Regions from separate parts of the Homo sapiens genome. Here region 2 is linked to region 1. A link is a contact called in ENCODE Hi-C or POLR2A ChIA-PET data. All regions are on one chromosome and are shown on one strand. Each heading gives the region's core, a stretch centred on a gene start or an enhancer-like site at or near the end of the contact. The rest is flanking DNA. Distances are from core to core; before and after follow the strand shown.

Evidence for each region. A loop is a pair of places that touch in the nucleus more often than their neighbours do. ChIA-PET counts read pairs that join two places held with the same protein, here RNA polymerase II (POLR2A). Pooled maps may share reads with other maps.
Region 2: a map of Right ventricle myocardium inferior shows a loop between it and region 1 (7-fold over the local background). The contact joins the enhancer-like site here to the promoter of POPDC3 in region 1. A Hi-C loop is called at or near these places in 3 of 168 maps with a recorded cell type or tissue (MCF 10A, PC-3 and Right ventricle myocardium inferior), 1 of 37 single-sample maps with no recorded cell type and 3 of 50 pooled maps. POLR2A ChIA-PET finds 5 or more read pairs at or near these places in 2 of 52 experiments (MCF 10A and Panc1).

Annotation. Positions count from the first base shown.
Region 1 is chr6:105,176,970-105,181,714 of GRCh38, forward strand. POPDC3 (popeye domain cAMP effector 3) reads right to left here and starts at 3,045. Exons shown (of 4, transcript NM_022361.5): 1 at 2,864-3,045.
Region 2 is chr6:105,298,543-105,303,069 of GRCh38, forward strand. The region is part of intron 10 of PREP (prolyl endopeptidase); the gene reads right to left. It also overlaps the pseudogene RPL7AP35 and the pseudogene RPL35P3. Among named protein-coding and RNA genes, the nearest start is that of PREP-AS1, 22 kb to the left of the region's middle. Within about 2 kb of position 2,774, at least 5 of the 41 ENCODE cell types and tissues checked have a DNase peak (open chromatin) inside an H3K27ac peak, as active enhancers do.

The DNA.
Region 1 (4,745 bases), core at 1,795-4,294:
ACAGCTGCATTATTTGTATTCTTATAATGATTTTGGGAAACAATATGGTGATTTTATACCAATGTAAAAAAATTTTAAATATAAACATTTAAAAAAATCCATGAACCCAACAACCAGAATTAACAACCATCAACACTGTCATATTTTCTTTAGATTGTTTCATAATAAAAAATATTCCACACAAAAAATTGAAGACTGCCATGGATTGTTCTCCAGGACCAGTCGCTGCCCATCCACTCCCTATATAGTACATAATTTATATTTCTCTATATTTAAATATTCACTAATTAAAAAATACAATGTAAAATGAAACAGACAATGTAAAATGAAATCCTGGACTAGAAATAACTCAAAGTGTGGGGTTTTTTTTTCAGATTCACACTTAAATTTTTTTCTGATAATTTTGAACACATACAAAAATAGAGAAAATAGTATACAACAAATTCCCATATACCTGTTACCCAGATTCAACAATTATCAAGATTTTGCCACACAGAATTTTGAAATTAAAAGCAAAAGCTGTTATCTACAGTTCAGCTGCAATTTGTTCAGCTAGGAAACAAACACCTTCCAAAGAAGACAGGAAGAACCAAGATCAGCTGTGCTCTTTCTCTGTGCAGGTACTAATTCCTAAAACAGATCCATTTAGGAGTCACAGCAACTCTGAAACCTACATACTATTGTCAGCATTGTTCAGAGTGGAAGATGAAGCTCAGAGGGATGGAGATTCTTCTGTAAGCTTAGCCAGTTGCTTGTCCTTCCAATACTACCCCACAACACCTTCCTTCATGATCCCATCCTAGCCAATTTCAGTGTGCCAGAGTCACTGGAGGTTATTATTCTGTTGAAGAACACAAAGTAAGAAAGTCTCGCTAAAAGTCTGTGTGAATCAATCCCTGGATTCTCTGGGTTGGAGGAGGACCCTGCATTTTTATAGGTAATTTCAGTCAGGAACTTTCGGTTATTTATTTAATTTAGAAAACACCTGATGTAATTTTCCTTGTAAGACTTTTTCTTATAACTACTTAGATAAAAGGGAGAAACATTTTCTCTCTTCCTTTAAAACAATCGAATCGGTGATTCGATATACTCTTCTATTAATTGGAGGGACATTCTCTCGAGGGAGCTCATAATCCCAACTGACCAATGACCATAATTACAAAATGTGATCTCAACTGCAGTTTACAGACTTTCAGATCTATCATGGATATTTCCAAAGCAGTTTTGAAATTTCTTGCCTGCCATGTTGCTTATGTGTTATGCTCACATACTGTAGCAAATGCTTCATAACATTCTTAATTCTTCCTGGAGACTGTTTCAAAATAAGCAGGCATCAGTGCTCTAGTGTGTCAACCGTATTAGTCAGTCTTGTGGTGAAAAGTATGGGACTTTTGTTTCCCATGACACATTTTTATTTAATAGCATAGAATGTAACCATTTAGAGGCAGAAGATGCACCATGATTCAGCTATTTTGAGGGACTGATATGATTAAAGAAACTCAACTATCAAATATTTCCCATTTAAATGTATAAAATTTTGAGGACAGAGAATATCTTAGATTTCAATTAATATTTGTATCCCAAACTCCTGAAGACACACACACACACACACACACACACACACACACACACACACACACAGATTTTTCAGGACAGAACCTCAGAGATATCTGGAATCTGGGATCAGCCAGAGCTCTTCATTTTGCGAATATGGAAACTGAGATCCAATTTTTTGTTTATATTTTCTGTCTCATGTAGTTCTTGTTTGGTTTTCTATTGTCACAAAGAACAATGCCAAGTTATTGTACTCTCACAAGAGGATATTTTCATGCAACAGTCCGTAGAATTAAAAACAAGAAGGAAAAAAAATAGCCACTAAACTTAGTATGAACAGGCAACAATAATTTTTTAAGGCTGCTATAAAACTCAATTGCAGTTTGTAGGCTTGCAAATTCAAAATATCTAACTACCGGAATTAGAGTGAAAAGTCAGGAAGCAACGAAGTTTAGTAAATCAAATTGCGTCCAAAAGTGGGCTTCTAATTCTACTTTTCCATTTATTATTTACAAACAGAATTTTTCACTTTCTGCAAATGTCTTCTGGCTAAATTTTTGGCACTGCCCCTCTTACTGTATTTTGGTTGTGCCTTTCATCTTTGCCTAAAATACAGACCCTCAAAACTATACCACTGTAACCGACATGGTGATAAGACAATTTAGGGGTTGGCAAATTTCTTTTTTGGCAGGGGGATCCCCAAATGGAGAAAACAGGTCCGCGCGACCTTTGATGAGGCAGCTTTTTTGTACCCCCAACTCTGTGAGAACAGTGTGAGAGCACTGACACCAGTCAGGCCCTTTGCTTACAGACCGGGGGCGGGAGTAGGGGGGAAGGAAACTCCCGGCGCTGGCATGACTTCCCCAGGACTGACAAGGGCCCCTAGGAACGGCTTTTCTCCCTTGCAAAACTGGCCTGTTTATTTCGGCTCCAGGGTGCCTGGGGCCAGAGTAGGACCTGCAGGAAAAGATCTGGGAGGAATATTCGCCCAGAAGCCTCTAGGGCATACGACTCGCGTTCTTCAGGGGTCGGCGCGGATAGGAACCGCAGCAAAGGATCCCCTAGACCTCCGAGCTGTGAGCGGCGACACAGCCGGGACCCCAGACCCCGGACCCCAGGGCGCGGAGTTGACCGGAGCCGGGAAGGGAGCGGCGCGGGCAGCGCGGGGCAGCGAGACGCAAGCGCTCGCAGGGGTCGGCGGCCCAGCAGAAGCCGCGCCCGCTAAGTTGCCCGAAGCGGCCGCGAGGTGCGAGGGTGCGGACAGCACCGGAAGGCGGCGGACGCAGCGCCCCCGGGCTCACCTTCTTACCTTTCCTTCCCAGCCCTGCCCGGAGCTTCAGCCCGGCGCCCGCAGAAGTTTCCCGGCGGAGCGCGCTTGACCCGGGTGGCCCGCGCGGAAGCCCTCAGCGTCCCCCTCGTGAGTGCCTCGCCGCCCACCCTGCGGCGCCGGGCGCAGCGTGACCGCAGCGGGCTCCGGAGCGGCGCGGCGGCGCGGGCGGGTGCCGGGCACGGGCGCGCGCCCCGGGGCGCAGCCGGGTGGGCGGGCGCGGCGGCTGCGTCTGGGCCGGGGCAGGCGGTTCGGCCACCGGGGTGCGGGGCTGCGGAGAATCCTAGCGGCCGCTACGGACCGAAGTTTCCAAAGATGCGGTTCCCCGAGTGTACACCGCTCCCGGTTGTAACATACACCTAGTATTCACAGTCACACTAGGCAGGAGCGATGGGCTGGCTGCTGAACCAAGGCAACTGCACGCCTGCTCTCTCACCCCCGCTCCACACACACCGTAAACAAAATGAAGAGGTAAATCACCATAGTGGGGACGGGAATATTAGGGTGTATTGGACAGAGAGAGAGAGAGAGAGAGGTAAATATAGTATTTTTTTTTTTTTTAGAGATGGTGTCTCGCTCTGTCACCCAGGCTGGAGTGCAGTGGTGATCACGGCTCACTGCAATCTCGACCTCCTGGGCCCAGGCATCCTCCTGACTCAGCCTCCTAAAGCTTAGGATTGCAGATGTGAGCCACCGCACCCAACCAATAAATACGGACTGTTGCATGAAAAATAAAATATCTATATTCAAATCAATGAACATCTCTAAAAGCAAATGAGTAAAGGGCATAGACAATCATAAAAGGAAAAAATTTAAAAACACAAATGACAAAAAGCTCATATCAGTAATAACCAAATGCATACAATTTTAAAGCAATGATCAGGTGCATTTTTTCTTCCTTTGCAATTAGCAAAGTTTTGTTTTGTTTTTGTGATGAAACAAATGTGAGGGTTGGTGACGACCAGTAAAACACGCCACTAATTTAAGAATGTCATCTCCTGTCTTCTAGTTCGCTTTCATTTTATATAACCATATTGATAACAGCGACTCCAGGAACAAGAATTTATTGAGCAATCAGTGTCTTTTTTGAGCCCCAGGGTAACCACAAAAACAGTGAATATAGATGGTAAAATTAACTCCCTTTAATTGATGCTGGAACTGAGGATCAAGAAATACACATATTCTTACACCCCAGAAATGGCTAGAAACCAGTTGACTCCTAGGCCTTTGCTCTTTCTCTTCATTGCAGGGATTTACTCAAATGTTGGAAATCCAGTTTGAACTGGATGTAGTCCATAGTGTGTGTGTGTGTGTGTGTGTGTGTGTGTGTGTGTGTATATATATGTATATATATATATATACACACACACACACCTTTAAACTATGGCCAGGGAAGTGAGAAGCCCATGAACTTTGAGGTCAGATGTACTCTGGATTTAGATTTTACTTGTTTAGTGTCCTACATTTTAAAAATTTAAGGATTATATTACTGTTATTTTTAATTTAAAAACTCAGAAGCTGTTACTGTTGCCCTGGATTCTTATGATCTCCCATGATAGAGATTAACAGAGATCACCAAACATAGCAGCAAAGGAAAGTGTATTCAGCTTGTGCGCAAGGGAGTCAGCACCAAGAAAGGCAAAGGAACGGACTGCTCTGAGGATAGTGTGTGGGTCAGTTTTATAGGGTCTTTCTATAGGGGAGGGTTACATCAGGGCACCTATAGGAGGAGTTTTTCTAGTGCTTGCACAGTGGCCCAATATGCTTTTTCATACATCATATGTAGCATTAGCATTTTAAATCTCCACCCCAGGAGTAATTTTTAGCATTAAAGTGAGGAAGGGGTAAATGTAGGTTGGAGTTT
Region 2 (4,527 bases), core at 1,524-4,023, 120 kb after region 1:
CAAGGTGGCTCAACTGGTGGTGACTGCGCACGACATGGATCCTTTCCAGCAGGCTGTCTTCCCATCTGCCCTGTATCATGAAAGGGGGTTCCCTACTACATCATCAAAGGAACGGCCAGACTGGGACATCTAGTCCACAGGGAGACCTGCACCAGTGTTGCCTGCACACAGGTTAACTTGGAAGACAAATGAGCTCTGGCTAAGCTGGAGGAAGCTACCAGGACCAGTTACAATAATGGGTATGCTAAGATCACTGTCACCGGGGAGGCAATGTCTGGGGTCATAAATCTGAGGCTTGCATTGCCAAGTGGCAAAAGGCAGAGGTCAAAGAACTTGCCACTAAACTGGGTTAAATATATACTGCTGAGTTTCTGTACTTAAAATTCTCCTTCAAAAAAACCAAAAAACCTTAAATTCTTCATTGTGGAGACGCACAGCAGCATAACAATATTATTCCACATCCCAAACCAATAACATTAAGCACCGCAAGGCTGTAAGGAACCACACCCTTCATGAAGCCCACACTGATTCTTGATAGAGGGCTGAGAAGGGTATTTTCTGAGCAGCCACAAGACTGTGCCACCTGGTAAACAAAAGCTGGTGTCAGTTCTTTCTCAGCCCTGAGGATATAAGATAATAATAGTAAATTCTGGGACTTTAAAATGTTTCAGATATAGGGAGAGGTTGTCACTCCAGGCTGTCATCCAGCTAGCAGTCCTCTCTTATTTTACAAATGACAAAATAAGATTCAAGAAGATAAAGATACCTGCCAAGGGTTGGGTACAGTGGCTCATGCCTGCAATCCCAGAACTTTGGGAGGCCAAGACGGACAGATCACTTGAGGACAGGAGTTCAAGACCAGCCTGGCCATCATGGCAAAACCCCATCTCTACTAAAAATACAAAACTTAGCCAGGCATGGTGGAGGACACCTGTAGTCCCAGCTATTCAGGAGGCTGAGGCACGAGAATCTCTTGAACCCAGAAGGCAGAAGTTGCAGTAAGCCGAGATTGCGTCATTACACTCCAGCCTGGGCAACAGAGCCAGACTCTGTCTTTAAAAAAAATACCCGCCAAGGCAACACTGCCAGCTTATGGCACATTACTACCAAGGTCTCCCAAGTCCCTGTTTCAGTGTTTTTTTCCTACTATATCACAAAGTAATTAACTTCAAGTTATTACTTCCTTGTAAATATCTTTATTGGGTGCAATTATACAAAATGTTGAAAGTGTTAGAGCCTTTGGTATAGATTTAACACATTCATTTCTTCTTCCCCAAGACAATGACCACCTATCTCTAGGGAATCCTGGGGACAAATATCATTCTGCCAGAGATGCTATCCCTTATTTGCTTCTCTGCTTTTTTTTTTTTTTGAGACGGAATCTCACTCTGTTGTCCAGGCTGGAGTGAAGTGGCATGATCTCAGCTCACTGCAGCCTCTGCCTCCTAGGTTCAAGCGATTCTCCTGCCTCAGCCTCCTGAGTAGCTGAGAATACAGGTGTGCACCACCACACCCGGGTAACTTTGGTATTTTTAGTAGAGATAGGGTTTCACCATGTTGGCCAGGATGGTCTCGATCTCTTGACTTTCAGTGATCTGCCCATCTCAACCTCCCAAAGTGCTGGGATTATAGGCGTGAGCCACCGCGCCCAGACTGTTTTTGTTATTTTCTTAAAAAGGAGACTCACTCAAACATTTCAAAAGCGATATTCCAGATACAAGAGGGGCTGCTGTTACTATTTTAGCAAAATGAGTCAGCTTAGAAAGATGATCCTTCTCCACACAGTCATTAGTGTTACCATCTTGAAGACAGATTATTAAAACAATAAAAATCCCACTATATCTTGCCATGGCCATTCTACCAAAAAAATTCCATTTCAATAGTATTTTTTTAAGGCTTAACAGACACAATTCATTTCACAAATAAAAAAATGCTTGAGCAAATCATAAAGCTATCCCAACTTTTTAAGTAATCAATTAAATTTAAAGCAGCTTCTGATTTTGCACATTTAAAACCATATTCTAAGAATAATTGTTTAACAGATAAGAACTCACAGATCCTTGAGCTGAATGCTTTATGTTAAAAAAAAAAAACTACTGAAGAAATGGTGTACATTTATATAAAGTACATAAGTCTAAAGTTTCAGAAATCCCATCTCTGTTGTCAAGCACAACTTTCCAGAGGCATCACCAATGATAAAGCAGTTTAACTCTGGAAGCATGTTTTAGCACAAGAGGGCAATCACTAAACACACATCTAGCTGCCTTAACATGTAAATCTGATTTCAAAAAAAAAAGAATATCTTCCTTTAAAGAAAAAAGAGAAGTAAATATGACAAATCAATGGAACATTACTGTTCCTTCAAATCAATGACCTTAGTTGTGCAAAGATCAACTGTCTCTCTTGAAATTATTATTCTCCTTGAGATGCGTACATTTAGTAATAAAATCAATTGTGTTAAGACGCACGAATGTGCAATCAGTTAGGTTCCTGAAAACAATCTTCAGTAATGCATTTGATGCAGTTCAGATACTGAGCTATCTGAGGCAAATGCCAGGACTCCCATTATCGCCAGTCATGAGATGTGCTCATCTATGAAAGATGAAGGTAGGCTGCAAAGGGCAGCCCCTTCAGACAGAAGAATGTCTGGTGATAGCAACTCCTGCCTAATTTTAGAGCCTGACAGGTTTAAAGGAGAATGTTCATAAAAGGGTGTTGAGCTCCCCCTTTTTATCAGAGTTGACAGAGGCCACTTGTGTGGTCTGTGCTACGTGTGCCAAATAAATCTGACAAGGAGCAGAACTGCTCTGAGTCCACAGGCAGCATGCAGAGGAACAAGACATTCCATTACCAAAAGAACTGGACAGTAGGCGGGCAAACTCCGTGCTTCAGTTACCCTGTAACATGAGCATATGAAGAACTTCCTAGGACTTAGAGGGAGGCATTACATGTTTCTGTGCTGTACTAAGGTGAAAAATGCTAGCCTGGCATTAGAAGGTTGTCATCTTGTCTATGTTCCAGGCATTTAACTTTTGGGGAGTAGAGAGGAGTTTAAGAGTCATCTTTGGGCAGAAAATACAGAAGGAAAGTCTATTCCAGACTGCTTTAGTTAGTTTTTCCAAGGATGGCTGGGCATTTTGGTAACACTGGGGATTTAAAAGCTCCCTTAGGATACCTCAATTACAGCAAAGTCAGTCTATTTAAAATCTGTTTTAACTTTTAGTACATTTCTTGAGCACCAACAATGTGCTAAGTGCTATACTGATCATCTCTGCAGAAATTCACCAGCTCTCTAAGGCTCAGCCATCTGTTTTTTGGAATAATACGCCTTTTCCCAGTCTCAAACTGTGAAGCCAAAAGCGAAATAGAAAGTGGAAGTTCTGAATACAAGGAAAGAAGGGCAGTGAAGGAGGCACAGCTGGATCTCGTGCTATGGCACTTTGATGAGTTTATTTGGATTTTAGCAGTAACCTGGTGTTTTGAGGTAGAAAGACACACAGGGCTAGGATGAATAAATCTGACTTGATTGTAGAACATCAAAGCCATCTTCAGTTCCACTGGTCTGATCTCTTTGTAGTTAATGAAGACACACAATCAGACATTTTCATTAAAAGTGAAGGAACCCTGCTACACGCGGAGGCCCAGAGAAAGCAGCGTCTGTTTTGGTACAGGCAGAAACTGCCCTGTAACATGGCTCACTGCAATGGGATTTATGCTGCACATGGAAGGCATATGCTGTGTGTTTTGCTCCTGCATGAGAACCACATGATGAGTCCATCATCAGAGGGTTATGAGTTCTGCATTGTTTGCCTTCAATAAATATTTGTTGAATGAATACAGAATTGCATATTAAATACACACTTTTCTTTTGTTCTCTTCGGCCAGCTCTCTTTTATTGACAATGTGACGTTCAGGCGTTCACTGTGTACTTCTGCAGCGGGTACGGCCGCTCCTTCCGCGGCTGCTGCTTGGTCTTCAGGTTCTCCTCGTGCTTGCTGGGCCAGTGGCGCAGGCGCATGTTTTCTCAGGCCGCAGGTCCAGGGGCTTGTACCTCTTGCCCTTGTAGAATTTCCTGAGGTTTTCTTTGTGTGAGTCTGGTTAATTACGGTGAGAACACGGGCAATGGAATTGTGGATGACACGGATCTTAGAGAGCTTGGAGACCGCGCCGCCTGTCAGTGGCGATGCGCAGCTGGGACAGCTCCACCTTCAGGTCGTCCAGCTGTTTGAGCAGCAACTCTTTCTCCTTCCCGTGAAGGTCCCGAGACTTGATCTTAGCCATTGCTGCACAGGCCGCCCCCGCCGCCTGCTCCGAGGGCTAAATACTCTCTTTTTGACCCTCAAATACCTATACCAGCTTACCTCAGGTCCGGAGCTCAAAGTCATTGTAGCTACCTCTCCCACACCATCTTATCCCTGCCTGCCTGCACAGGGGCCTTGGCTTCCAGGACTCCTGCTTCCAATCTGAGCACCTGTTACCAGATTAATCCATGTAAAACCTCCCTTTTAATCTAAGTCACTCTACTAT